Linked DNA regions of Mus musculus: all the other regions are linked to region 6. A link is a loop called in an ENCODE intact Hi-C map of the cell type or tissue named here. Cell type or tissue: left cerebral cortex. All regions are shown on one strand.

Region 1 (4,000 bases), 480 kb before region 6:
ACCACCACATAGTAATGTGAATCTTCCTGTTCTCATGCCTGCCGTATCACAGTGAGGATACATTACAGTATAACTTTCCACACCTGTGACGTGTCCCACCACCATCACAGGGCAGTGCCTGCATACCTGTATGCATGCCTGCTATGTCCCAGCATGGCAGCCTGGGCACACCTGTTTACATATCTGCCGTATCTGAGTCCTGCAGTGCGGTGGCCTGACAGGCATATTTGTACACTGGTTTTGTCCAATCTACACAACATGGCAACCTACTCACACTTGTTGTTATTTTTGTGTGCATGCTGTTTCCTAGTGCTAGCACACAGTAGTGAGGGCATGCCTATCCACACACCTGCCACATCCCAGTGCCACCATATGGCCACACCCATATGGCCACACAAGCACTCCTGTTTGTGTGCCTGTCATTTCCCAGCACTGCCACATGGCAGAATATCACACCTATTCATGCACCCTCTATGTCTTAGAACAGCCAAGTGGTGGTGTAGGAATGCCTGCATGTCCCATGTTGCACCTGGCATCATACACACCTGTTCACGCACCTGCTGTGTCCCAGTTGTGCACCAGGTATTACACACACACACACCTGTTCACGCACCTGCGTGTCTTGGTCTTGGTATCTCTCTCTCTCTCTCTCTCTCTCTCTCTCTCTCTCTCTCACACACACACACACACACACACACACACACGCGCGCGCGCGCACACACACCTGTTCACATACCTGCCATGTCCCAGAGCCAACATGCGTTGGCATGGGCAGGATTGTTCACATGTTTGCTGAATCCCAGCATTGCCGTGTGGCAGTGTGTCCCCACACCTGTTCTCACACATGCAGTGTGAGAACACTATTATCAGCACCTGGTAGTGCTGGCTCACTTGTTTGCACTCTGTGTCCCAGTGCTGGAAGCTTGCTGGATGGGTGTGCCTGTTCACCATGTCCTAGTGCCGAGTCGTACAAGTGTGGGGATGCCTGTTTGCACCTCTGTATCTCCATGCCACCGTGTGATGCCTGAGTATGCCTGTTTGAAAACTTGACATGTCCCAGAACTGCTACATGGCAGCCTGGGCAGGGCTGTTCACACACTTGCGGTGTCCCAGGGTCACTATATGACAGCCTAGGATTGTGTGTTCACATGTGCGCTGTGCAATGGCCTGGGCTCATCTGTTTCCATGTGTGCCGTTTCCAGTGCCAACACACGGCAGCAGAGGCATACCTTTTGGTACCCCACCTTATGGCAGTACTGCCACATGCAGCCTGGGCACACCAACCACATACATACCATATCCAGCACTGCCATGTTGCTATATGGGCATACCTACTCACACTTGTCCAGAGCTGCCAAGTGGTGGCCCCTGGATATACCTGTTTGCATGCCTGCCATGTTCCAGCACTGCCGCATGGTGACATCGGCTTGCATGTTCATACCCACACTGTGTCCCAGAACTGTCACATGATCTTGTTTACATGCCTGCTGTGTCCCAGAGCCACTATGTGGAGCACAGGCATGCTTGCATGCAAACCTGATGGTCCAGCACATGGCACATGCTTGTCATGTTTCGCCACCACCAACAGGTGACAGTGGCACGCTTGTTTGCAAATGTGCTGTGATCCATCCAGTGCTGCCACCTCATAGCAAGGACACACCTGTTCACACCGGTGCTGGGTCCCAGTGCCACCCTATCATGTCACTGGTGCTTCAGGTAACCCACCTGCTGCATCCTACAGCCACCACACAGTGACATGCGTACAACTGTTCACATATCTACTGTGGAGGTCTGGCCGCGCCTATTTGCACATCTTCCATGTGTCAGAGCCACCACATGGCTGCAGAGGCACCTCTGTCTGCATGTGTTCTGAGTCGCAGTAACGGCTGGAGGCCTTGTCTCATCTGTTTACACATATATTGTATTTTAATGCTACCTCATGGTTGTGTGGACCCGCTTGCTCACATGCAAGCTACGTCCTAGTGTGACTACATACACCTGCTCACAACCCTGCCTTGTGGCAGCCAAGGCACACCTGCTCACACAGGTATTGTGTTACAGCGCCACCATGTGGCAGTCTGAGCACACGTCTTTGCATACCGACTGAACCTCAGCTACTCCCTGGGGCGATCTGGGCACACCTGTTTGCACATGCATCATGTTGTGGATTGCCACTTGGCAGCCTGTTTGCATGCAAAGCCTTTCCCAGCAGCCCTGTGTGGTGGCATGGGTATACCTGTTCAGGCATCTGCCATGTCTCAGCACAACCATGCTTTAGCATGGGCACTCCTGTTTGGATTTCTGCCATGCATGCAAATGTCTCTGTATGGTGGCCTGGGCACACCTTTTCACATACCTGCCATGCCCCAGGGCTGCCATATGTTGACTGGGGTAAGCCTGTTTTGTATGCATGCTGTCTCCCAGTGCCTTTATTTTCCTTTCAGGGTTGCTTGTGATGGCACACACAACACACACACACACACACACACACACACACACACACACACGGAAAGAGAAAGAGAGAAATAGACAGAGAGACAAACAGAGAGGGTCACATACACATAACTTAAAATGCAAAGAAACTATGAATAACACAAGCATGTGGGCAAATGCCTGTAGTCCCATGACCAGGAGGCAGGAGATCAAGAGTTCAAGGTGTCCTTGGCAACCTAGTTGAGTTCAAGGCTATCCTGACCTACACAAGACCATGTCTCAAAAATATACAATAGCACCCACACCCCCACACCCCCACAAAACAAAACAAAAGGAAATGGTAAATTAGATAGTCCTCATAGGATATATCAGGCATGAATGCGAGGTCTAAAGGCCTGAATTGGACGGGGCTGGGGAGTGTAGCTCAGCAGGTAGGGTCCTTGCCTAGCATGTATGAAGCTCCCAGGTTCCATTCCCAGCACTGTGTAAGCCAGCCTGCTCCAGCTATATGGAAAGTTTATGGCCAGCTTGGGGTATGTGATACTCTGTATCAAAAACAAAACAATTCCTCCACCCTGCTCCCACTTCCTAGCCCTCCAAAAAAGAAAAAAGAAAAGCAAAAAAAAGGAGAGAGGAAGGAAGGAAGGAAGGAAGGAAGGAAGGAAGGAAGGAAGGAAGGAAGGAAGGAAGGAAGAGAGCGAGAGTGAGAAAGAAAGAAAGAAAGAAAGAAAGAAAGAAAGAAAGAAAGAAAGAAAGAGAGAGAGGGGGGGCAAGGAGGGAGGGAGGGAGGGAGAGGAAGAAAGGAAGGAAGGAAGGAAGGAAGGAAGGAAGGAAGGAAGGAAGGAAGGAAGGAAGGAAGATAAGAGCTGAAACCCACAGGAGCCAGGGGCAGCCACTGCTAGTTTGAGTGAGGGCTTTCCTGGTTTTAGGAAGCTGTTGGTTACTGGCCTGTGGATCTGGACAGTGTTGTGTGCCTCTGGCTTGACTCTGCACAGATGCTCAGATAAGATAGTTCTGAGGGCCTTAAAGGGGCTTCAGAGCATAGGCAGCATGCCTGCTTTTTGCTTGATAGGACTGACAGCATCTGTGTGCATCGAGACACAGGCACAGCTTCACCAGGTCAAGCATGTGGGTTTCGTTTTGTGTCAAATGACATTCATTTATTTGTGCGTGTGGTGGGGTGAGGTGAGGGTCAAGCATGTGTGTGTGTGTGTGGGGGGGGGGGTCAGAGGACAACTTGCAGGAGTTGGTTCTCTTTTACCACCTGAATCCTAGGGATCCATCTGAGGCTGTCCAGCTTTTTGGCAAGTACCTTTACTCCCTAAACCATCTTGCTGGTTCCTGGCAAGTGGTCTTTATTTACCCTCATGGAGAGCCCTTAGCATTCCTGGCAAAGGGGCCGCCTGTGCTTTCTAGATTGTGTCCTTCATCTTCCTTGCCTTGAGCAGCCCCTTATCAGGAAACCCTTAGGGGACACTATGTGGTTGGCATTGCAGATTACCTCTTTTACAACTGTGGACCCTGATGAAACCGAATAAAACAGCCTTTCTAGGACACTTCAAGGCAT
Region 2 (4,000 bases), 260 kb before region 6:
TGTAAATAAAGAAAATATCTAATTAAAAAAAAAAAAGAAAAAAGAAAGTACGGATTGGTCAGGCTACACACACCTGCTCAGAAAACTCATCTTCTGTTCAGTAACATGCAACATAGAATTTCAACCATGAGGTTTTCAAATTGGGCCATGTATGTCGTTGTAACATGTATGCCATCTGTAAGCATGTCTCTGCTCCTCAGTACACGGACATGGATGCACACTCTGACATTTTCTCTGGCCTCTTAGAAGGTATGAATTGGTCTACTGCTCACAATGTCTCTGTATTGCCTGCCAACTCCCCCCATCCAAGTCGGTTAGTTACTTCCAGGTAATATCGGATAATCAAGTCTCCCTTCGGGCTACACAGATGAGTCTCAAGCTCAATAGGGGCAATGTGACCTGGGGTGAGGGAGGGAGTAAGGAGAGGCCATGTTGCAGATCCTAGTGACTGTTTCTGTGGTAGAGAGGGCTAGGAAGGGAGAAGGGCCCTTTGTGTTTATTGTCTACAACTGAGACTCAAAGAATGTATTTGGATGTTTCCTGACTCCCAGGTCTCAGACACATAGAAGTCATTTCTGGTAGCTGGCCCAACATAATAATTGAGAACCTTCCATATCCAGGAATGGGGTGCCTTGATTTTCAAGGAAATGTAGGTACTTGTTGAGAGCCTGGGTCTAGGCCTTTGCCTAGTTGTGAGGACACAAAAATGAGCCTAGGCTCATCACTGGCTTTTGTCCTGTTTCCCATATGAGGAATTGTATCAAAGCCATCTCCTGTAGACAGGAGCCCCACTTCCTCAGAGGTGGTGCCCTGCATCCAGCTCTTCTCTCCATCCTTCTCACTTACTTCTCTTGGCCTCTGGATTATAATGGAACCATAGTAGCAGACCAGGAATATGGCCATACATGGTCAGCACTCTCAGGATCCCAGCATACCCTGTGCACCTAAATCCGTAGATGCCTACATCCCAGATAAAGACCGGCTCAATACTTGCATCTAATGGATGTCACTCTTCTGTATCCATTCTCTCTCACTGGCACAATACTGAACACTGCATCTGCACATTGCTTTACACATGTGGCATGGAAAATCCAAGTTTTGGTTTGAGGAACTTTCTGGGATTTCTTATTGAATATTGTCTACCCATGAGGGGTTGACTGAATTAAAGGATAGCTGAACCTACAAACCAGGCAGGCTACCTCTACCTGACACCTAGTCCTGCTGAAAAGGTGAATTTTAACCTGAACACTAATCTGGAAGATAGCTTATTAGTCTGGTTTCCTTCGGAAGCCAGGAGAAAAGTGGATACGTTTCAGGTTTCTTTTATTAGGTTGGTTAATCATGAGAGTGAGCAAGTTAAGAAGAAGGTGTTCAGAACTTTCTTATCCATTCTCAAGTCTAACATCTGACGTTGGCCAAATGAGCAAGGCAGGAATGCACGGGGTGGTTGAGGTGATCTGGAGAAATGATTTGAACTTGGCAAATTGTTTTGTCCAGAAGCATCTTCCCCCAACGCTTTAAATTCTGCACCATACAGAGCCTGACTGTCCCACTGGCTTGCCTACACTGGCGGAACTGTCTGTCCTTATTCCTATGCCTGACAACTCCATCCACTCCACCTTAAAGCATCCACTCAAGAGGCTGAGCTCACTGCCAAATACAGAAGCCATCTAATTCTCAAGAAGACTATTTACATGGGAGTTTTAGAATTCCACATTTCGCTTAAATGCTGTAATTTAGCAGAGAAAATTTCCTCAACAAGATAAACACCTTATTTCCTGGCAGTGATTCATGTGGTTATATTTGGGGTTGGCAAGCAGCTGGCCTGCCTCGGGGTGGCACTTCTGAGCCGGCAGAATTAATCTGCTGATCATACTTCCAAGGATGGCTGCTGACCTCACCACACCCTTCCATCCTCAGGACACCCAAGAGCTCAGGGACCTCTTGTGGGGCTGGGGAGCCATGGGGAGCAGGCATGGAGGAAGAGTGGGGTTATGGCATGTCCAAACCCCAGAAATTGCATCCTGAGATCAGCGGGAGCAGCATCGCTGCCCCTCTGCCCCAGGCCTGCATGTCCCAATGCCCGTAGCCCTGTGCTTCCATCTCTATGATGCTCCCACCCCCCACCAGGAGGTTACACATTGTGGTAGCCAGGTTAGACTTCTTCTCCCCTTATAAGGTCATGTCTGGCAGCACCTGGAGTTCCTCCTTATGCAAATGAGGCATCCATAGCACTCTGGCCTCTGCCAATGATGTTCAATCACCCTGAAAGGAAAGCCTCTCTCCATCCCCTCAAAGGTTTAAGTCCCTCCCCCCACAACCCCCATTCAAAAGCTGTCTCATTGAAACTGCCTCTTGAGAGTCTGTTCTTGGTTCACTGTCTGCAGTCTCTACAGTCCCAGCCCGGCAGTCTAGCCTCGCCTCCCCGGGGAAGCTGAGCCTGAACAGCAACCTCTGGGACCTGCTCTAAGAAATAAATAGCTGACTCCTTTCTTGATAGACCACTGAGGGCCTGTGCTGTCCAGTGTGATTAGTCTTCCCTCACTTCTCCTAATTATCCTAGGGACAGCAGCGTTAAGAGACTTTTCACACTCCCCTTCAGGGAAGCATCGACACACAAGTGCGACTACAAAGAACAGCTAGTAACCAACTGAAAAACCCACTAGGAACCACTTGTGTAAATGCCAGTGTGCAGAGAATGTCGACAGACATGAGGGGCAGCTCACACGTTGAGGGGCAGCTGGACTTTGGGAGACATGCCCTGTTCTCCAGCCACTGCAGCAGCTCGTGGGAGGGCTGTGGGGACAGGTCCAGCGGAAGAGGAGTCCTGAAAAGACACAAGAGGATACGTGAGTGAGTAGAAGAAAGGTCTCACTTAAGGAACAAGTGGTTCAGTAGGCCCCCAGCAGCCACGGGTATCCATTCCCTCGGTGTCAAAGCCTCCATCTTCCCAGTCCTCACGCCTTACTTCCTTGGCTAGGAATCACATATGCTATCCTGTTGCATTGAGGTTGGTGGCTCAAGGCATCTTTCAAGGGCCCCTTCTAAGTACCATCCCAAGGTCAACATGGGAGGAGACCCTGTCGGGTAGAGGCCTAGCTTTATCCTTAGAACCTGGACTAATTATTAGTGTGTGGAAATGAAAATTATATGAAAGGTTCTGTAAGCCAATTTAGACGGCTATGGCCTGGGAACACAGATTTAGGTTTCCTCAAACACTGTGTTCCATCGTGGAAGCAGTTTCGTGAAGTTGTTAAAGTAATAGAACAAAGAAAATTATCAATTAAGATGCTTTGCGAATCTATGGTGGAAATATTAGCTAGGTTATTACACCACAATAGAGAGATCTCAGCTGCGGTTCTGATGTTCCCCCGATAGTACTCCAAGTCCTTTGATTGGCGGAGAATAGGGTTCTGTTTATACATTCCAAAGGCTTTTATCTGGTGATGAGGATGTTAGGTCTGACACTGAGGCAAGGGAAGGCTCTTTAGCTGGGCTAAAAAATAGCCCAAGAGAAACTGTAATTAGACTCTGGATCTGCAACATTCCAACCTCCCCACAGCTACTCAACTTTTAATCAGTCATCTTTTTGTGGACAAGTTCTCTTCAGGAACTCTCCTTTACAACTGCAGAATTTGTTTGCTTAAAAGTGACAATCTCCCTGAGGGCCAGCAAGCAGAAAGAATGGAAATATGAAACCTCGGGAGGTAGGAGGTTGGGGGACCCTCCAGAATGTACCAGAGACCTGGGAGGTGAGAGACTCTCAGGACTCAAAGAGAGGGACCTTAGATGAAATGCCCTACACTGGGGAGAGGGAACTTGAAGAGCCACCTCCAGCAGAAAGACAGGGCATCAAGTGAGGGATGGAGTTGCCACCCCACAATCACACTTTGACCCATAATTGTTTCTGTCTGAAAGAACTGGAGAATGGACATGGAAATGGAGAAGAGCCTGAGGAAAAGAAGGTCCAGCGACAGGCACAAAGTAGGATCCAGCTCAA
Region 3 (4,000 bases), 280 kb before region 6:
CAGGGGGTGGCCTAGGAATGGCATTGCCCTGTGGGAGCATGGGAGCTGTTTTCAGGGCCCTGCATTTGCCCTGGCTGGTCCTGCTGAACACCCTTCCTACCCCACCTGCCTACACTGCACCTACCTGCCTTGAGAAGGGATGGTGACCTCTTGAAAACATTTCTGGCTCCTTTCCTGCCCTGGTTCCTGTCCTCTGGGTTTGAATGAACAGGTCACCTCTCTTCATGTTTCCTTAGCAGCCCACCTACGCCTCTATGATGTGCTTTCAAACGACTGCAGGTGCTTGTTTTCTGCCTCGTCCTCTAACTGCCCAGGAACAGGGTCTCTGGAGTCCTCTCTGCACCTCTGATCCCTGTGGTGCCCTGCATCTGCACTCAGTTCTTTCCTTGGTGCTGATGGTTGTTGGTTTGCTTTCTGTGATCTGTTTTTGATGAACAGATGTCTGTATTGGGCTCTGCTTCCGAGAGCGTATAAAGGACATGGGCACTATGCAGGGGTGCTATGCCCTTGCAAGACAGGGGTATGTTAAGTAGAACTAATCATATCAAACTCTATGGCCGATGCAATTAAGCCTTTGTCAAACTGCCTGCCTTGGGCTGAGATGAGAACACTGTGGGAACGCCCCTCTCTCCCCCCCAACACAGGGCTAGGAGCTGCTGAAATGGGCAATTACAGCAACGAACAATCCATTACTTGTCGTGTCAACAGTGTTTTTCCTCTCTAAACGCAGAATAAAGTGGAGAATGCTGTGGGAACCCAGTGGCATTTAATGTACTGATAGGCCATGGGTAGGAGCCATTCTTTAACCTGACCATGACAACAGCACAATGGCACAGGGACAAGCGTTAGGTCACAGCACTGGGGCAGCCACTTAGCCATCCCACATCTCACTCTCCTCACATGTAAAATTAAACCGGGAGAAGAGAATGCTTGTCACAGTGCCATAGTTGCTATGGTGACAGACTGTGCATGGTGTTGCACTGCCCTGAGCCAAACCCATTTCTTTTGATACTGCTTGTCATGGCGGACAGGAGTGATGACTGGCAGGGCTTCACTTTCTGTTTGAACTGGGAAAGCTTTAGTGAGGCTTGGTGTGGAAAGGCCGTTATGCTGGCGGTTAACCCGAGGCTGCTGTGCCAACAGGGCTGCTCAGCTTAGACGGGCATGTGTGGCACACTGGCTGGGCTGAGTGATTGAGGAGATGCTCATAACCAGAAGAATAGGAGTATCCTTTACCTCAGCATATTTGAGTTCAACATCTTGGAAAGCTGCTGGCCGGTCTGGAAACTAAGCTGGAAATGATTAGCCAGACACAACGGCTGCATCTCTAACCTGAGGGCACCCAGGACTAGCAGCATAACACCTTACACAGCCGCGTGGGCGTGGCGAGCTGGAGGATGGGAGACAGGGATGAGGCATGAGGGAAGAGGGTCCAGGACCACTGTGCTTCCAGGTCACAGCAGGCTAAGGCTGCAAGACATAGCCTGGAAGCCTTGCTAATGTAAGTAAAACCAAATATTCACGCAAGACTTGTGGGTAGTTATAGGAGTCTCTGGCTCACTAGAGTTGGACTTAGGGGCTCACTGACAGGGGGTGCTTAGAAAACATTGCTTGTTGCCAGTTCTGTTTTTTTTTTTTTTTTTGATGGCTACTACTATAAAATCCCCAAGAACTTCCTTCTGGACTTTCACTGATGCTGGTGGATAGCAGGTGTCTGAGTCCACCCTATGCTCACTGATGGTGTTACACACTGGGCACCAGAGTCTGCTGTGCACTCACTGATGACATTTGGCACCTCCGATGGTGAACAAGACTTCTGTCCTATTGTCTCTGAAAAGCTGAATGTTTTAACCATTTCTCCGTTCACTCCCCAAATGGTCTACATGGCTCCTTGTGTCTTCCCTTCCCAGGGGAAGCACACACAAGGACATGTATTTCCAGACCTGGCTCAAGTGCATCTTGCCTACTATAAAAGAAGCCTGGGCCTGTGGAACTGCCTTTGACCATACATGGAGTATGTTTGTGAGACAGAAAGCAATAGGAGGAGACAGAGGGAAGGCGGGAGGGAAGGAGGGAGAGAGGGAGGGAGGGAGGGAGACAGAGAGAGGGGGTGGGGGAGAGAGAGAGATTCTTAGTATAGGCTACCACTCTTACAGCAGGATATTGTTCCACGACAGCTAGCATACCCAGGGCTCACCATACTCATTGCCTGTCTCAAAGTCACAGCCTCTGAAGCTGGCTTGCCATCTCTCCATAAGCCACTTCCTCTGGGCTGGACATGACACCATCATCCTCTCAAGGTGACCCGTTTCAGAATCTGACTTAGGTCCTCCAGATCTTTATGTCCCATCTCTGGAGTTCCTATCTCAGATGGAACTATTGTGCCTTGTGAGTTGCTCATTGCCCTCTGCCCACGGTGCAGGATCAGACCCCCCCGAGGCTGCTTACCCTCTCTGGCTGACTCCTGTTATAGGCACAAGCTGTATACCAGCTCTTTCCTTGTGCTGTGGTGGTCTTTGGTAAGATGTTACACTCCTGCTTTAAAGTGCTTCAGAGTACAGAGGTATGCCCCTACACGGCCCTAAGATTCCCCTCTTCTTAGAACCTTCATTAATGATCACTGTTGTCTTTTCCCTTCCTATGTGTTAGACACTCCTGACTTCCAGTACATCACTAGCATCTACACAATCATCCTAGGCAGTGAGCACAACCAATCTTCCCAATTTACAGACAGAGAAGCTGAGGCGCTAGTGATGTTGGGAGCCTCAGCATTTGAGCACAGGTCTATCTGCTGTTCAAGCCCCTGCTTTCACCAGGCTGTTGTGTGCTCCACTTGGACAAAGCGGCAGTTGTCTTCTCTTACAAGGGCTCTCCCAAAATCACCTCTAGTTTACTTCAAACCACACAGCTAGTACTAAACTCCATATATTCTGTTTTTCCTATATAACCATACATGCTTATAATACCCTTTCACTTATAAAGTAGGCATGCTGTGGGACCAACAATAGCAAGTAATAATGAAATTCAACAGTTATAACAACTACGTTATATGGATGTGGTTCTCTATCCATCTCCCTACCCTTCTCACTACACTATGCTTGCCCTGCTGGTTGACCGTGGGCATCTGCAACCACACGGAAGGGAAGAAAATGCTGTGTGCAGTCATCTGCATGAAGATGCGCTCTCCCACATCATCCATGGCTACTTTCCTCCTTTCTTTCACACCAAGCATGTTCTTTCTCCTTCTACTCTTGGAGTTACTTGGCTGTTCATCCCAGCTTTGGCTCATTCTCAGGACTTTCCCCTGCCCCTACTTTCTCCCATATGTCCAACCATGACCTTGCCCCTCCCAGCACCCTGAGCCATCCCTCCAAGATGGCATCGATTTTCCAAGGGAGTTTGTGAATCTGTCTGTCAGTCAGTCAGTGAGTGAGGACCCAAGAATGGGGATGGCACTCTGTCCATTGAGTAGGCATCAATGCCATGCTCTCAAAACAATCCACATCAAATTCAGACTGTGAGGGCCTGCCCACTCTCTTTGCCTCATGTAAGCCTCCACTTGTCATATGAGTGTGAGGGCAGGATATCGTTCTGAGGTTCAGGTCCGATGGGTGGGTGCATGGACCACACACACACAGTCCCATCAATCATGACTGGAGAACATATAAGCAGAGAGTGGTATGTATGGTCTTACATCCAGGAAGCTGCTTTCTGCGGGCCCTCGACTGTGCCATGGTTTGGCTAGCTCATATACAAATGCTGTATCTTTGCTCCAAAGAATTTATGTTTTCTCCCTCATCTGCACTTTGAGGAGAAGAGTTTCTTGGATAGTAGGGAATGGAGGGAAGAAAAACATGGGCTACACCTTCTCCCTTTGGGTTATTTTTATTGGGCAATGGTAATGTCAATGGCACTGTGGGGCCATGTGGATGTGAACTCTTAAGGGAGTCTTGCTACTAAGTAATTCTTACTGGCTCTCTGCTAGGCTTCCAGACAGTGA
Region 4 (4,000 bases), 120 kb before region 6:
CTGTACGGGACCCCCAAAATACTAATAGAACCCCAAATGACTAGCAAGGGCTTTCTAAGGCTTATGAATAAAACAAGCCTCATTTCCTTCTTAAAATACCCCTTTATACATGTGTACCTTATATTCTACAGTGAGCAAAAGTAATGTTTTCAATTGTTCTGAGACATTGAGAGATACATAACGATACATTCTTCTCAGATGAGGAGTGAGAATAAACATGGCTCAGACTTTGGCAGGCCAGGGACAGGGAGCTGTAGTGAATCCTGAAAGGGCAGTCTCAGCCAGAATGGGGGCCTCTGTATTTTTGGTTCTTGATTGTGGTAAGACCTGTATAGAACACAAGACCGAACACAAGCTAGGCAGGTGTCAGAGCACTGAGCAATTGTGTGGGCTCTGGGGACATCAGAAACGGTTACCAATCATTCCCACAGGCTCTTTGGCATCTTCTGGGCACTCCTCCAAAGAATGCTTCCCACGTGGACCCAAGCCTGGTGTCTATGGAGACCCCCTCCATCTGACTCCCACAAGGCAAGGCAGCATGCACTCCAAGCAATCACAGAAAGTGAAGAGCAATGGCCCCACTTGTGTTCAGGAGATGGGTCTTGTCCACCCAAGAGCAACAGAGGCAGCTGCACATGGAACATAGAAATGCAAAGTGGCCCATGTCCCAGTCAAGCAGATAAGGAAGAAGAAGAGGAAGAAGAGGAGAGAGAGGAGGGAGGAGGAGGGGGAGAAGAAGGTGAAGGACAGAGGGGCAGGAGGAAGAGGGGAAGGGCAGAGGGTAGAGGAGGGAGAGAAAGTGGAGGAGGGAAAGGAGGACAAATAGGAGGAGAAATTTCTGAGTTCGCCTTTCTCCTGATAGCTTTCTGTTGTTGCTTTCCTGGCGTTTCTCCATATTTGTCTTCACATATTTTCAAAGAAATCGTGTCTGCACGATGCTCTACCTCCCATCCCATACTCATGAACTCTGCTTCATGCTGGCTTCCCTCTGACCCAATCTAGTAGCCAGCTCTAGACTCCTCCCATGTCATGTCCTGCTATACCAGGAACTACATAAGCACTTGAGCATGGTTATGCAGAACAATGACACATAAGAAAGGGAATCTGGCAGGCTCCATAGTGATTGATATGCACCCAGGATATCATTCATTCATTCATTCATCCATACACACACACACACACACACACACACACACACACACACACACACACACAAAGCATGCCTGAAGCCCAGGTATACTATCCACAGCAAGAATGCATAAAAGAGATGGGAATCAACATGACTTGCTACCACTCAAAGCAGAAGCCATGGCAGTTTAGTGTGAAGATATTATCCAAGCACTACAGGTCCATAGCATCCATAAGAGAACCTCATACAAATTTCTATGACTACTGCATAAAGCTACTTGGCAAAGTGCCACAGGCAGCATCAGAAACTCAAACGCACATACAGACAACAGGTTCCAATAACTGTCTAAAATGGTTATTTTAGACTCCTCTGTGGAGAAGCCAAAACTGAAATTCTGTTCCAGTTGGAGGTAAACAATAAGAATCTTCCCAGCTGGTCATCGACAGCAGGGAGTGCGTGTTGTCCAAGCTGTGTCAGCTTTTGTCTCTCGGGGGGCTAGAGGGAGGGTGGAGAGAAAGACACTTATTCGTTTTCTTTGCATTTGACAGCTTGGAAAGTCCCAGTTTAGCTTTGGAATGCCAGCTCTCCAGTTATAATTTAACACCCGGTCCAAAAACAGTTGACGAGCGTTAGCGAGCTTCACAATACCATTTCATTTGCCAATCAGACCATTTTTTTTATGTCCTCCATCAGCCCACAAATAGATTCGTCAGTGTATTCTTAGCTGTGCTCCTGAGTGCTCAAGATACAATATTTTATGCTCTGTAGACAGGGGGATGACTTTCTTTATGGGACGTCCATCTGTTTTCCCATCACCTAAGATTTCTAGGAGGCCTGAAATAAGAAAATGGCTTCAGTTCCAGAGCAGCTTGCATCTTATCCTGAGCACCCTCCTTTACAACTACCACTCTGAAATTGTTCCAAGAGCAATGATGGGGGTCGCCAATCTCCCAAGGTCCTGGCAGGATTCCTCTATTATACGAGGAGGAAAAGCAAAAAACTGTATCAAGAAGTAAAATGAAGCCAGTCTCCTTCAGTGGCAGTGTCTCGCCTTGTAAATGTCCCACTCTGCTACCAAGAAACAGAACAATCCCCCACAGAAAGGTACTAAAGGAGGTTTCAGACCTACATGGCAAATGTTGTTTGGGGAGGGTCACCTGGGGTGCCTAGTAGTGCAGGGAGGGAAAAATGTCTTTAATAGCTACCATATTTTGTGGGTTCACCAGGTTTTAAGAGCTGGTACATACATTCACATTCAAATGCCTCCCTTGTGAGCTGGCCCGGGGATGACAGTAGTTCATACGCTCTAATGCACGAGAACCGTGGGCGGCCTCCCCGGAACTCCAGGCCTCCAGGAACTCTAATTGGAGTTGCACAAAAGCAATTACAGCTAATGACAGTCATCCTGATTTTTAACTTCCTTTTCTTAGATGGCCCAGGGATTTAGATTCTGAATGGTGGCAAGCACAGTACATTTAGGTTTCTTTATTTTTCTTGGAAACAAGCTCAAGACGTTTTCTTGGTAGCCTCGTCTCGCAAGTAACATGACTTAGCAGGGCATGAGATGGCGTCACAGCAGATGGCATCACAAGGGGACCCAACATGTAGGAAACATTTCAACCAACAGTATGGATGTCTGAAGTCATCTATGTTCAAACATGAACTCCCAGCATCCCTCCTGCTTGGCTCCTTTAATTGGCAGGTGAGTTGAGGTATGTATACTGAACTGGGTAACTACAGAGCACTTGAAAGTCAATATTGTGGGCAGGGCTCAGGGAACTGTAACTGAAGATAGGCAGCATCCTAGGACTCACTCCTGAAAAGAATCTCAAACATCCTGACCCAGAAAGAAATAGTCCACAAATCCATAGAAGCTAGAGACAAAAGGCCCTTTCCTCAGAAGAGAGAGAAAGAAAACAAAGGTTCTTTCACTTGAGCCTCTTTGCACAGACAGGGTCAGGATGGAGGAAGCTCTGCAGGGGAATAGAAGCCACTGAGTATGGTATCCCACTGTCCTGGTTAGTTTATTGTCAACTTGACACAGAGTTACCTGGGAAAGAGGATCATCGACTGAGAAAATGCTTGCATTACACTGGCGAGACTGTAGGGCATTCCCTATATATTAATGATTGGTGTGGGATGGCCCAGACCACCATGGGTGTTCTTGGGAAGATGGTCTTAGGTTGAAAACAGGGTGAGCAAACCATGGGGAGCAAGGCAGCAAGCCGCACCCCTCCATGGTCTCTGCTTCAGCTCCTACCTTCAGGTTCCTGTCTTGAGTTCCAGCCCTAATTTCTCTCCACCACAGATTATAAAGTATAATCAGAAATAAAACCAAGTTGGGTTTGGTCATGGTGTTTTAGCACAGCAATAGAAAGCTCACTAAGACATTCACTGGTCCTGCTAGGCCCACGGATAAATGTATCTCCCATTCATGCTGTGGTTTAGAATCCAATCACCTGGGATCATAAGCAGACATTGGAAGTGTTTCTCTACTGGGATACAAGGCATAGGGGTGTGTATGATCTGGAGACCACTAAATATCCACAGATGAGAGATGGGTGATTTATTCATAGATTCCAATGCACATGGGCTCCTTAGGGAAACGTAAAACTACAAATGTTTAGGGTTTGAAATAGTGGGCCATGTGATTCTACCTCTTTCCTTAATATCAGAATAAGACCACCATGAGACCCAACCACTGTCATCACCTATGTGTTAAAGATGAGATTCTGGAGACCAGAAAGCCAGACAAGAGGCCCCTGCACTCTGGTTACTGGCAAAGCCTGGAAACAGGCGTTGCAGGCACACGGGAACTATTATTAGAATTTAGCCTAACCCCAGGCTTGGCAGGTCAAAAAGAACTCCCCC
Region 5 (4,000 bases), 340 kb before region 6:
TAGTGTATTTTTCTGAGTCCAAAGCAGAAACTCCATACTTAACAGTTTGGGCACATAAACATAATAATGCCATAGGAACAGCTATCCTAGCTTGTAGGGATTCCTATAGAATTATATAAGACCAGATCTGGCTGGATATAAGTTTTAGAAAAATCTCAGAACTCTGAGACCACTGGAGGAGACAGTAGCTGGGCTTGTTGCCTTGCCAAAGGGACTTGAGAATATGTTCAGCTTAAGGTTCTCTCTATCCCCAGCTCCGGGTCAAGAGAGCTCTGATGCAAGGTTAAAGACTTGCTGAAGACAGGAAATCTATAGGCCTGAAGGCTGTTGCTTTCAGATGGGCCTCTAGGTGTGCCAGGATTGCTCATTGGCATGTATCAAGGCATCCTAACCCCCAAGGCTACCATATGCTCTGGGGCCTCAGTTCACTGTGCTGGATAATAAGATTATGAAGACGAGGGAGAGGGAGCCCAGAATGTGGCCGTGGTGAGGGCTTGGTCTGCTAATGACTCCAGTTCTCCTGCAGTTGGCCATTTCATGTGTTGCTCCAGGCTTTCCCTGGAATAGAGTGAGCACAGGCTCACTCCAGGAGACCTCTCTCTTTTCTCTCCCATGATGCAGTTTCTGTTTCAGACTCAAAATCATATCGCAAAACATAGGCAAGTGTTACTGGAAAGGAATTTTGTATTTTAGTACCAGGAGGGAGAAGGCTATGTGTGTAAATGCACATATGTCCAAGCATATGTGTGCTGTGTTACAGGTAGGATATGTCTGTGAGAGTGTGCTTGCACTTTGCGTGTGCTACAGGTAGGATGTATGTGTTTGCCATGCCCAGTGTGATGGATCACGAATAACTGGGGCTCGGATGCAGACTTTTGTAGGACACTAAGATGGGAAAGTAATACTGGAAGGATGCCCTAGGGAAGTGTGAGCCAGGTACCTGCGTTACTGCACAAGTGAGAGAGCCCTGTGGACTACTGCAGACTTCTCTCCCCGCTGGGATCAGGAGCCCCAGGCAAACCCTTTACATGGAGGTAGGCCTGAGGGATGTAAGGTGGGGCAGCCAAAAGTTGCCTTCATGGTTAAGGAGCAAGTGGGGGAAGGGCCTGGATCTTGTGAGGAGGTGTGGCTCTCTTCTGGGTAGAGGGACTTTTAAGTTATGCTTCTCCTAGAGCAAGAGCCTGCTTGCCAAGCTCCACCTCTTTATCCCCCAGCTTCTGGTGTGAGCCGGTTTCATAGGGGTCCCTGAGTTAGCCTGAGCAGTGACTCTCCAGAGTATCTAGTGTGGCGGTGGAGACGGTGGGAGATAAGGCTGGTCCTCGGAGAAGAGGGCAAAGGAAGCTCTGGAGTTGCCCTGGGCACTCCTGGCTCCTCTAAAGAACAGGGATAAGCCTGGAACTGAGGAGCCCGGGGCTGGTGGAAGGGCTTGGGTGAGTGCTAGAAGCTATGTCTTGGCTTCTGGGAAAGGATCATGGGAGGATTTTATCAGCAAGAGCAGTTCGGATGCAAAAGTGCTGAAGCCATACACGGGGGAAGAGCAATGAGTAGGGGCAGGGGCCTGTGGCTACATCAGATAGAGGAGAAAGGAGTCTGAGCTCTCAGGCCAGGTCCAAGGAAAGAATTTCTAAAACAATAGCTGGTTGCCCTTGGGCTGGGACAGGTAAGAGAATGTAGGGTCACCCCTCTGCAGCCAGTTCAGATGTCAGATGGATGCCCCAGAGCTACTTAGAACTATACCGGAAATTTATTACTGTGTTGGATGTAGTTCCTGTCTGCTCAGGACACCAGTTGGTACCAAGGTCAGGTTCTGCCCTCAGAAGGAGAGAGGCCACTATAGTAGAACAGCAGGGTCGGACATCAATGGCCCCTGTAATCTTCCTCTTTGTCAGGGCCAACGTGACCATACTCTGGCTCCAGAACTGCAGCTTTGTAGCCTGGGAAAGGGATTTAAGGACTTGGACCTTGTCTGGTCTTTGCCATGAAGCCTTGCCAGCCAGGAAGGCAGCTCTGAGATGAACCTGGCCTCATGTCTGGTGGTATGGCGTGTATGGGGACAGTCCCAGGAAAGTCAGGGCTGGTAGCCAGGCTCGGCTCCTCCTGCTGGCCTGAGACTGAAAGGAGCATAGGAGTCTGCACTAGTGTGCTAACAGGTGGTGGGGCTGGGGTGGAAGACTCCGCCAGCACACCAAGCTCTTGTCTTTTGTGGATGGGCGCTATCTGAGCCCCTAAGAGACCCCTTTCTTGCTCATCACGAAGACTTTTAGGACTCTCCACCTCTCTCCTTGTCCTCTCAACACTTTTAGCAAGGACACAGTTGCCACGTGCCAGGCATCTGAAGCACTTCCTTTTGGCATCCCATTCATAGTATCTACTCCCTATGCTGCCAACAGAGGGAGCTCTAATACCCTAAGATGCTGATACACCGCCTGAGAACCTTATTTAATTATTCGGTTTTTAAATTTCCAACTCTACCTCCTCCTATGTTTCTTACTTTTTCTAAAATTTATGGCCTCTTATTTTTAATTACTACTGTTAGACACACGTATTCATAAACACAGCCTATTGAGGTCGATTACTGTTGCGTACATGTAATTAGGACTAGCTAGCCTCTTGGGGCTGGATAACCTATTTGGGATTTGTCCCTGAAGAAGCCCCGTTCTCTTTCCAGCAACATTACTTGCCAGTAGCTCTTCACCTAGGGATGATTGCTGTTGCTGTCTTTCAGGAACTGTTCAGATAGCCATGCTGCTGAGATTTGCTGAGTACCACTTCCCTGTCATACATAGAAGACACCTTTGAGCAGATGTCCTGGTCCTCTAATTCTTGCAATCTGTCTGCACTCTCTTCCTCGACATTCCCTGGACCTTTAGGTGTTGTAGTTGCATTGTAGACGTAACAGCTGGGGCTGTACTCCACAAGGCCAGTTCTTCTCTGTATTTTGACTGGTTAGAGCTTTCTGTAATGTGCTCTGCTACAAAGGAAGTTTCTTTGATGAGGGGTGGTCTGTAAGTATTAGGAACCATTTTGAGATTGCAGTGAGACATTATACTGGCTTAGGGAAGTAGCAGTATCAGGCTCTCATCTAAGATCTGTGGCCTCAGCAGCCACGGGTAATAGACTAGGTTTACAATACCTGGTGTGCATTGTCTTCTATTAAGTGGGCCATAAATCCCATTAGATGGCTGTTGGTTACCCTCAAACTACAAGTGCCACTATTGTTCCCTTGGGTATGTCTTACTATGAGGTACATAGCTCATAGGATTTACATCTTTTGGGATAGCTAGAGTCATTTTTTAAAATAAGTTTTTCTTTATTTTTGAGATTTTTATATGTGTGTATTTTATCAAACTTTGGGCCACAGCCTGTGCCCCATGTCAGGTCCAGCCACCTGTCCTCAAAAAGCCATTAAAAAGAGGCAAATTAATAGTGGAAAGCAGGAAAAGGAGAACTATTCAACATTGGAGAGATGGCAGAAAGACTGGACAACTCTTTATGGCTGTTTTCCTGGTCCTGAAGGGAGATCAGAGTTTGAGGGCTATACGCCCCAGAGTCTCTAGGATATCTTATATCTTCCAGGCTAGTCATATATACAGGAAAATATGGTCATATCTTCCCCCGTTTACTCTCACCTTCTCCCTCCAGGCCCCTTAACATATTTCCTCCCAACTTCGATACTCCCCCCCTTTTATTCTTGCTAGTTCAGTAAGCTTGATAGAATTGCCTGTATGTGCATGAGGGTGGGGCAGTCCTCTGGTGCATGGGCAGTCTACTAGTGGAAAAATTCTCAACAACGACAACAATAACAACAACGACAACAACAACACCCTCTCTTCCTGAGCAACTGCCAGATACAATAGGTCTCTATTAAGTGGTAGAGCATAGAAATCACTACCCACAGCGGGTTCAATCTTCATACATCAATTAACAATGAAGAGACTTCCCAACAGACAAGCCCTCAGGCCACCTGATACAGATAACTCCTCATTCAGACCTTTTTTAT
Region 6 (4,000 bases):
ACATTCTTACCTTAGCCACTGGCACACTCCTATTAGTCGCCACGTCGCACAAACTGGAGGTAGAGCTGCCTGCGGCCGCTGAGAGAAAGACCGGAGAACACGGGGGACTGCCTGTCGCCCCTCCAGCGCCACCAGCGAGCGCTGAGAACGTACCGGGGCCCGGGCGCGCGGGAGGGCTGCTCCCCGGGCTGGCACCCGTGCGGGGCCTCTGGCGGATGCCATCCAGCAGGCGCACTAGCAGTATGTTGGCGGGCAGCTCGTCCACACCGCAGCCCACCAGGATGCGGCACTCGGGACAACGTAGTTCGTGGCGCGAGCACACGATGCTCTCCAGACAGCGTCGGCAGAAGGTGTGCTGGCATGGCAACACCTTGGCCGTAGTGTCCAGGCGCTCCAGGCACACAGAGCATTCCAGCAAATCCAGCAGCGATGATTCGTCCATATCCTCTTCAGTCCTCGCCTGGGCCCCCCTCTGCTGCTCACCCTGCCTGTCCTCGCCCTCGCCCCGAGCTGCGGTGGCCGCCGCCTTGGACGCGCACAGCCAGGACGCCCCAAGCAGCATGGGGGAGGCGCCAGCGCGGGCCCAGCGAGCCGCCTAAGTCTAGCAGCCAGAGCCCGGCCCGCCGAGGAGAGCGGGCATTTGCGCCTAGCCCGGGCAGTCGCCGTCAATAAACAGGGTTCGGTCCCCGCGCGGCGCGTGCTGACAGCCCGAGGCACTAGCCTCCACGATTTGCAAAGTGACACGCCGAGCCTGCCCGCGAGGCAGGCACCGGAGTTCCGGAGCCCCGAGGCAACTCCAGCCAGCCGAGCCCAATCAGCCTACGCGCGCGCACCGCCGCTGCGGGCAACACCTGTGCTGCCGCGCCGCCCGCGCCCGGGAGCCCAGCAGCGGGGAGTGCAGGGAGAGGCCGGCCAGGTCCCCAGGGAGACCGGGGCGCGGCGTGCACGCTCCCCCGCGCCGCAGGCGAGCCGCACCGCCCCCCTCGGCGCCTCCATGCGCCCTCGGGCTGCCAGAGCACCGCCGCCTTGCTCAACTAGCTCAGCCGGATCTCGTCCCTGGGTCGCGGGACCATGTGCGGGGGACGCGCAGAGGTCACAGTCACTGCGGGGGTGTTGGGAAACGGACACCTCTCCTGCCTTGGAGCTTCTCCCTTTAGGCCACCTCCGGGGCTCCGGAGAACTTCCCCTGCGCAGGCTTGGCCCTGTCCCCTCTGGACGCCAGACTCTGGATTCTCCGCGAGCTTCAGGAAGGGACGTTTCTTCTCAACGCCTCCGCGAAGGAAAGTTTGGGAGCATCATCCCGACTGCTTTCTTAGCCAGCGCTGGAGAGCAGCCGGAGGACGCATCAGACACCCAGGCATCCTTCTGGACGACTCCAGGGAGCACTCTTGCTTGTGTCCCCTCTCCTGCCAGCATGCCCAAGTGACAGCTGTGGGTATAGGTGCGGGGGTGTCCCTTGAGGCGAGAAGGGAAGTCGCTGGAGATGGCCGGGTCGGGGGCTGCCGGGGCCGCGACTACTCCTTCGGGAAGCCGGCTGCCCTCTCCAGAATCACTGATGTGTGACTGACGCCGCCGCCCACGCGCCAGCACACCCTGGCCGAGCGCCGCGCCCCTGGCGGCGCGGTGAAAGACTCCAGCGCCCGCTCTGGTGAGCTCTGATGAACCCAGCTCCAAATATTCCTCGGGAGGCTCAAAAGAGGGGGAATGTGCGCTCCTTCCCGATGCCCGGGGTTCTGGGAGCGTCAGAGCGACGGAAGTACGTACGAGGACCTGGAGCAGCAGGGAAGTTTGGCGGTGGGCTGCGGTCGGTGTACAAGATTTCTTACCGTGTGCTGCCCCCTGGTGGGCCCCTCGTGTTCCCAACGCTCTCGAGCCCCGCACAGGCAAAGGTCCAGAAAGCTGGATGATGCACAGCTGGGAGATGCCAGGGCAAGCATCCAAAGTGGTGTGGATGCCCCTCCTGCCGGTTGGGCTGCCCTGTTGTTTGTGAAGCTGAATGTCACTTTTCTTCGTTTTTAGGGAGAAAAAAATTTTGCTGATACTTAAATGCCAACATAATATCTGCATTGTTTTAATGCTCTTAAACAACCCTGTGAAATAATTGCTTTAACTTCATTACACGGGTAAGGAAATTGATTCTCATTATTATGAAGCCATTTTATTAAATGTGGTTTTTGTGACCACAGAACCCAAATGCAAAAAGACCACATGGTAGCAGAGCGGTTGCCTATAAGCCACGTGTCCCTTACAGTGTAGTAGTATCTTCCACACGGCGTGTTTAGTAAATATCCATTGAATGATCGAAAGAGTGACTTGATCTCATCCAGTGATGATTTGAATGCAGTATTTAGCACCCCAATTCCAGATATCCTGAGTTCCTATCAGACTGCTAGTCTCTGGAAATTCCCAGGAGCATAGAGTTGTCCCAGCCGATCTCTGTATCATTTACACAAGTATTGGCAAGGGTATAAGATAGAATTGTCTGTCTATGTCTATTATTGCCTATGTCTGTCTATTGTCTGTTATGAAGGGGGTAGGGAGGTGAGTGACTTTTGCTCAGGAACACCCAAGGGGAATTGTGAGAGGGTCCAGAATGCCTGATTTATGAGTGGTGATCAGGACCCGGGAAAGGGTGTGTGTGCAAAGAACAAAGAACAAAGTTGCTGTCCATGATGATATAGCCTGAGTGCTTTTGGATGCAAGAGAGAAATAAAGCTTAGGAGAATTTTAAAAGGTGCAAAATAAAAGTAATCTTAGGGGACTACAGGCTAAGGGCTGGGGCAGACTAGTGCAGGCAGATTCTCCTAAGCCATGTTCTTCCCCTGTATATGTGGTGGCTTCCTCCTTCCCTCCACCGTGCGCTGGGCACCAGTCACCGCATGATAGAAAATATGACTGCCGCTTGTACTGGATCCAGCAGTATAGCATGAAATTAGCATCACCCACTGACAAGATGGGCATCTGATACTTTCATGGTCTTACTAGAAGTTTGAAAGTCCTGTAACCTAGCCTGAGCTAGCAGCAGCTGTCCTCTGAGGTGGTGTCTATAGAAAGAAGCAAAACCGTATGAAATCTGGCAGCACCCTTGGAAGTGGCACAGAAAAGGAAGTATGGTTCCCAGAACAAGCATCTAGGAAAGCAAAAAGATGTCCTGAGAGCCCAGGACATGTCTGTCCTCTGAGTCCCTCATTATGTACAACCACAGTGAAGATGGATAAATGAAAAGCTACTGGACCCATAGTGCCTGGGTTTCCTGTGATCCCGGTCAGCCCCAGCACCCACCACAGCCCACTCCCACAGTTGTCAGCCCCAGTTGCCAAAGTCGAGTGAAGGCTGGGCGGGGCATGCAAATCAGGTCAGCAGCTAGATTCCACCCTGTGATGTGCTACCTGCACCTTCCAAGGGAAGACGACTCCTTGACAGTGGCAATCTCTCATTCACTGTTCTGAAGAAACGATGTCAAGTATTGCGACATCTTCCTGTCTTTTAAGAGAATTAGAGGCCTAACTTTCTGTAAGTATGTTGAACAGTCGACAAATAATTCTGTTTTCAAATTCAACCAAAAATAAATATGTGACTAAATTAGCCCAAAGAGCTCCAGTTCGCAAGTTCTGGTTGAAGTATTCCAGTATAGTCTGAAAGAAAAAAAAAACTCAAGGGTGTGGCCTAAATAGTTGAAGCATTACGAATACAGTTTTAGGTTTCTTGGCTAAAGTTTCACATGTTCAATAAGCCAAGTATGTAAGTCAGTGATGGACGAGCTGGCTTTGCAGCCATTCATATAAAAATAGCTGGGAATTCAGTCAACCACCAGAATACTGTGAGCCAACATGTGTCGTCCATCTAGCATTGGCAGTAGAGGAAAGTCATGAAGTCTTCAGATGCCTGAATGTAAGGTTACAGGCTGTGATACAGGAGGAAAGAGTCCCATCAGACCTCGGACTTGTCAGATCTCATTTGCAAGATTGTTTCCAATTCTGGGAACCAGAAAGTGGTAAGG
Region 7 (4,000 bases), 58 kb before region 6:
GAGAGATGGAAAGGGGAGTTGCTTTGTCTAAGTGCTTCCCAACAGTGTGGTATAGTTTAATAAAAGGAACAAGGGCACCACTCTCAGTGGTCAGGGTGCTCATTAGTCAGGGTCCAGGCGATGCTAGCTTATTAAATACTCGACTCAGGACAGACATCTTCCTGGATCTGCGCTTTCTAGATCAAAACAGCTTTCCAGACTCTCTCTGTGACATGTAATGGCATATGACAATTGCATTCTGGAAACAAGTTTAGGATTCCATTGCATCTTTCTTGCTCACAATTTCCACATTTTAATAGCCCACAAATACCAAAAATAGCCCAAATTGTGCTTCTAATAAAAATGCTTTCCCATAAAAGCCTGTGACACACATCCTTCCAAAGGCAGATGGCTCTGCTGTATAACATTATTACATACATAGTTACCTACGTCACAAATATTTCCAAATCCAAAACTGCTAAGCTTTCTTGCTTGTCATTTTTTTCCCCTATACCATTTCCATGGCAACCTGCTTCCTTCCCCTGAAATAAAAAAAAAAAAAAAAAACACAGAAGACATCTTTAAATTGGCATACATCGGAGATAAACTATTTCATCGACACAGCTTATTTTAATGATTACCATACAAGCAATGTTACTCAGAAACAATCATTTCAGTTCATAAAAATGAACCAATGTAAATGGCCCCCTCCGCTTACACAGGATGACAGCGTGGTCATTAAACTTGACACCCAGGCTTCTCAAACATCACATCTTCAGCCTGTATGTCAGCCTCTGTCAGCACATGCAGACTTCCTTCCAGTGCCTACCCAGCTCTACCAGCCTGTTCTTGCAAAGGAGCCAGGACAGATTCTAAAAGGATGCCTTAGGGTTAGTCGGCTGCTTTCTCTCCCTGCAGACACAGCGCTCAGTCCGGTACATGCATGCCCATGTTTATTTCAGAGAGACTTACTAACACAGAAATAAGCAAAGGCCCACAGATGGGCCTGAAGGATGATCTTATTAGTGCCAGAGCAGCCAGAGTTAAACAATCCTTTGTTCCCTTTCCTGTAGAACCTGGAGTTAAAAATACCCGGCCAAGTGCCCAGAATATTTCACACCAAGGAGAATCTCCAGGGAGATCCTCCCTGGAGGTGCTGGCCACCCACGCATGCACACACTTGTAATTCCTAGTGAAACACCAAAAGAGCTAGAAGAGCCGTCTCAGGAGTGTACGCTGCTGTTTACCCATGGCTCTCGGATGCTCTTTAACCCTAAAACACTTTTGAAAAGGAACTGTGATAACTCCAGGTATGATACAGAATAAAGACAAATGCATCCCTACATTTTTTTTCTTTTAAGCAACAAATAACTCATAACCTTACAGTTGATTTCCATGAAAAAAATAGAGAGTGGGGAATTTCAACCCAAGTCTCAGAAATGTTAAACACACACCCTCGCACGCACATGTACACACATGCATACTTGCATACACATAAGGTATGCACACAACACATACTCACATGTGCACACCTGCATGCACACACGCATGCATACATGTACACTTGCACACACTCAGAGGCATGTGTGTGTATACACACACAGACACACACATACATGTGCACATGTACACACATGAACACTTGAACACGTATGTGCACACCTGCACACACACATACACACACATGCACCCACTCAGAGGCACATGTGTGTGCACGTACACACACAAACACAGGAGCCTTCTTATCATCTCTGACTCTCACAGACATCTCAGGTGGGGCACACTCCAGGGACAATGGGCTGCCTTTCAGCCCTCAAAGCCTGGCATTCTGCTGAGATACCACCATACACCTACCCCGCAGCACTCACGGGGTAACAGCTGGCCACCTGCTCCAGTAACACACACGTTACACAGCTCTGCTGTCAGGGAAACCAGCTCTTCTCCACTCTTAGAGTTTATTTTTCCATATGCCCATCAGTTCAGCTCTGTTTTCTACCCAGAGGAAGGCTTCGAAGATACCTGAACAGGGTTAAACTTAACTTCTGTCCCAGGTGACACTTTACAGAAAGGATAAGAACAGCCCAAAGAAATGACCAACAAATTCAGAAAGTGAGACATTCTATTTAAAAAAAAAAAAAAGAAAGAAAGAAAACACCTGGTCTCTTCAAAGAGCCAATGCCTGAAGAAACAGAATTTAGGAGACTTCTAGAACAGCGATTCTCACACTGTGGCATCTGACCACTGTAGGGACTTGAGAGAAAGCAGGCTTGTGGTCAGCTTATATAAGGTGGAGCTATAGCTGGTGGGTCCCCAATTGCTCAGAGGGTATACCTCAAGTCAAAAGTGCCCTAAGTCAAACATGCACTGAACACATGGGACTTTTAAACACCCTCTGCTGCTCACAGCCTCCAGTGCATGCAAGTGTACTGACTGTTTTCCAGTCCTGAAGCAGGGCTTTCTGGGAGCTGTGACTCACTGTTGCTGTCCAGCATCCAAACATGGAGCCATCCTGTGGGACTTGCCCAGGAAAAGATCAGAAGTCAAAACTTGGAGTAATTTCTATTGAAATGTACATTGTTTTTGCACCATCCTAAGGACTCATAAGCCAAGGCCTTTCTTCTGCACCTTTACGTGTCCACCTGAATAATTTATGGATGTCCAGAAATCCTGATCTAGATAAGAAAGACAATGGGCATCAACAAACAGAAAGAAAAGAATCTGGTTTTAACTAAAACTACATATTTTTTTTTCCTAAAGAGGAAAACTCAAAAGCAGACTGTTATTTGAAATCAACTGAATGAATTTGATAACCTTCCTATAACATTCCCCTTAGATGTGATTTCAATCCCAGAAAGGAGTCCCCTTCTTCTTTAGAGAGGTATGCTACATTACCAATAGCCAAGGCAATGGCATCTGCAAAATTAACTTCACCATTCACCCAAGAGAAGGATACAAAGGTTAAACCAAAAGGACAGAGATGGTGACAGGGTCCAGAAAGACACACATGCGCACTTCCACACAAACTCAGAGGCATGTGCACACCTGCCTGCACATAGGCACATGCACACACGCACACACACACACACACACACACACACACACACACACACAGAGAGAGAGAGAGAGAGAGAGAGAGCCTTATTATCATCTCTGATTCTTGGGTTTCTTTTTCTTTAAGACTGACCATGACAATAGCTAGAACGAGGTAAAACTGAGAAACTATAAATGCAGAGTATTCTGTTTTACACCCAGGAGCTCTTTACGAACACATAAACACATACTGCAGTACCAGGACACAGTCACTCTGTAAGTCGGTCAGTGCAGGGGCAGTGTACAGCGGACCCTAGCAATGATCAAGAGAGGGGAGGTAGCACAGGGGCAAAAAAGTGTTCTCAGAGTCTCCGCATACACAGGAAAGATGGACAGGGCCAGCTTCGTGGGAGATAAGAATGAAGGACACTATTATTTGGGGGTAGGCACAGTGAGACTTGGGGGGAGGTTACACTAGAGCAGTAAGATGGTATTGGATAGCAGGAACAGTGTGGCCATTCTTCTCACTGCAGGATGGCACTAATGACCACGAAGCACTTCTGTACGCATGCCACTCACAATTTCCTAATAATGGCTGTATGGTCTATCTCAAGACACCATGTGAAAAGGTGTCCAGGTCCTGCATCACTCCCCCTCGAGGACACACCATCCTCACTGTGTTCCAAGGACAGGACCAGCAGGGTGTGAGGACAGTCTCCCAGGTCAGCAGCCTGGGGCTCCAGGCTACATAAAGCTTCAGTGGCCCAGGCCCTTCTGGTTTTTCTCATTTCTGCAGCACACAGGGTAACTCTGTTTCCTTGAGACATGTTAGTACAAGTTCCCACTACACACCATGGTAAAATTGCGTCTTCATGCCCACCATTTAACCTACACTCTAAAACACGCTTACTGGGATAAAAGCTGTGCTAACGAGCCAAGCAGTCCATGAATCCTGCAGTAAAGACTGGCCTTCTCGGAGAGCTCTCTTCCA

What was found. Hi-C counts contacts between places; a loop is a spot of excess contacts. Peaks named below come from ENCODE experiments on the same cell type or tissue, not always from the same donor. Only the 100,000 strongest peaks of a DNase experiment are listed, where the experiment ranks them.
Region 1: a loop joins it to region 6, with 5 times the contacts of the local background. A loop is called at or near these places in 22 of 42 quality-filtered maps.
Region 2: it touches region 6 in a loop (2.5-fold over the local background); 3 of 42 quality-filtered maps call a loop at or near these places.
Region 3: a loop joins it to region 6, with 4 times the contacts of the local background. A loop is called at or near these places in 3 of 42 quality-filtered maps.
Region 4: a loop joins it to region 6, with 3 times the contacts of the local background. A loop is called at or near these places in 7 of 42 quality-filtered maps.
Region 5: a loop joins it to region 6, with 6 times the contacts of the local background. A loop is called at or near these places in 18 of 42 quality-filtered maps.
Region 7: it touches region 6 in a loop (2.0-fold over the local background); 3 of 42 quality-filtered maps call a loop at or near these places.

Annotation. Positions count from the first base shown.
Region 1 is chr10:59,287,320-59,291,319 of GRCm38, reverse strand. No RefSeq gene overlaps it. Among named protein-coding and RNA genes, the nearest start is that of Gm40670, 22 kb to the right of the region's middle. In left cerebral cortex, a CTCF peak has its summit at 2,070 (motif pointing left); no DNase peak of the experiment used is centred here.
Region 2 is chr10:59,070,763-59,074,762 of GRCm38, reverse strand. Sh3rf3 (SH3 domain containing ring finger 3) reads right to left here. Exons shown (of 10, transcript NM_172788.3): 5 at 2,727-2,827. Among named protein-coding and RNA genes, the nearest start is that of Gm23223, 120 kb to the left of the region's middle. In left cerebral cortex, a CTCF peak has its summit at 1,799; a DNase peak (open chromatin) is centred at 1,759; H3K27ac peaks cover 285 bases.
Region 3 is chr10:59,087,405-59,091,404 of GRCm38, reverse strand. All of the region lies in intron 7 of Sh3rf3 (SH3 domain containing ring finger 3), which reads right to left. Among named protein-coding and RNA genes, the nearest start is that of Gm23223, 110 kb to the left of the region's middle. In left cerebral cortex, no CTCF peak of the experiment used is centred here; DNase peaks (open chromatin) are centred at 948, 1,348 and 1,978; H3K27ac peaks cover 939 bases.
Region 4 is chr10:58,934,229-58,938,228 of GRCm38, reverse strand. All of the region lies in intron 1 of Sh3rf3 (SH3 domain containing ring finger 3), which reads right to left. Among named protein-coding and RNA genes, the nearest start is that of Sh3rf3, 120 kb to the right of the region's middle. In left cerebral cortex, no CTCF peak of the experiment used is centred here; DNase peaks (open chromatin) are centred at 449, 1,648 and 2,416; H3K27ac peaks cover 644 bases.
Region 5 is chr10:59,148,410-59,152,409 of GRCm38, reverse strand. It overlaps a transcript of Septin10 not described here. Among named protein-coding and RNA genes, the nearest start is that of Gm23223, 45 kb to the left of the region's middle. In left cerebral cortex, a CTCF peak has its summit at 2,384 (motif pointing right); a DNase peak (open chromatin) is centred at 2,376.
Region 6 is chr10:58,810,137-58,814,136 of GRCm38, reverse strand. Sh3rf3 (SH3 domain containing ring finger 3) reads right to left here and starts at 778. Exons shown (of 10, transcript NM_172788.3): 1 at 11-778. The coding sequence starts at 562. In left cerebral cortex, CTCF peaks have their summits at 1,636 and 1,835 (motif pointing left); DNase peaks (open chromatin) are centred at 868, 1,371, 1,786, 2,869 and 2 more places; H3K4me3 peaks cover 2,732 bases; H3K27ac peaks cover 1,820 bases.
Region 7 is chr10:58,868,457-58,872,456 of GRCm38, reverse strand. The region is part of intron 1 of Sh3rf3 (SH3 domain containing ring finger 3); the gene reads right to left. Among named protein-coding and RNA genes, the nearest start is that of Sh3rf3, 57 kb to the right of the region's middle. In left cerebral cortex, no CTCF peak of the experiment used is centred here; DNase peaks (open chromatin) are centred at 435, 1,100, 1,807 and 2,359; H3K4me3 peaks cover 386 bases; H3K27ac peaks cover 1,035 bases.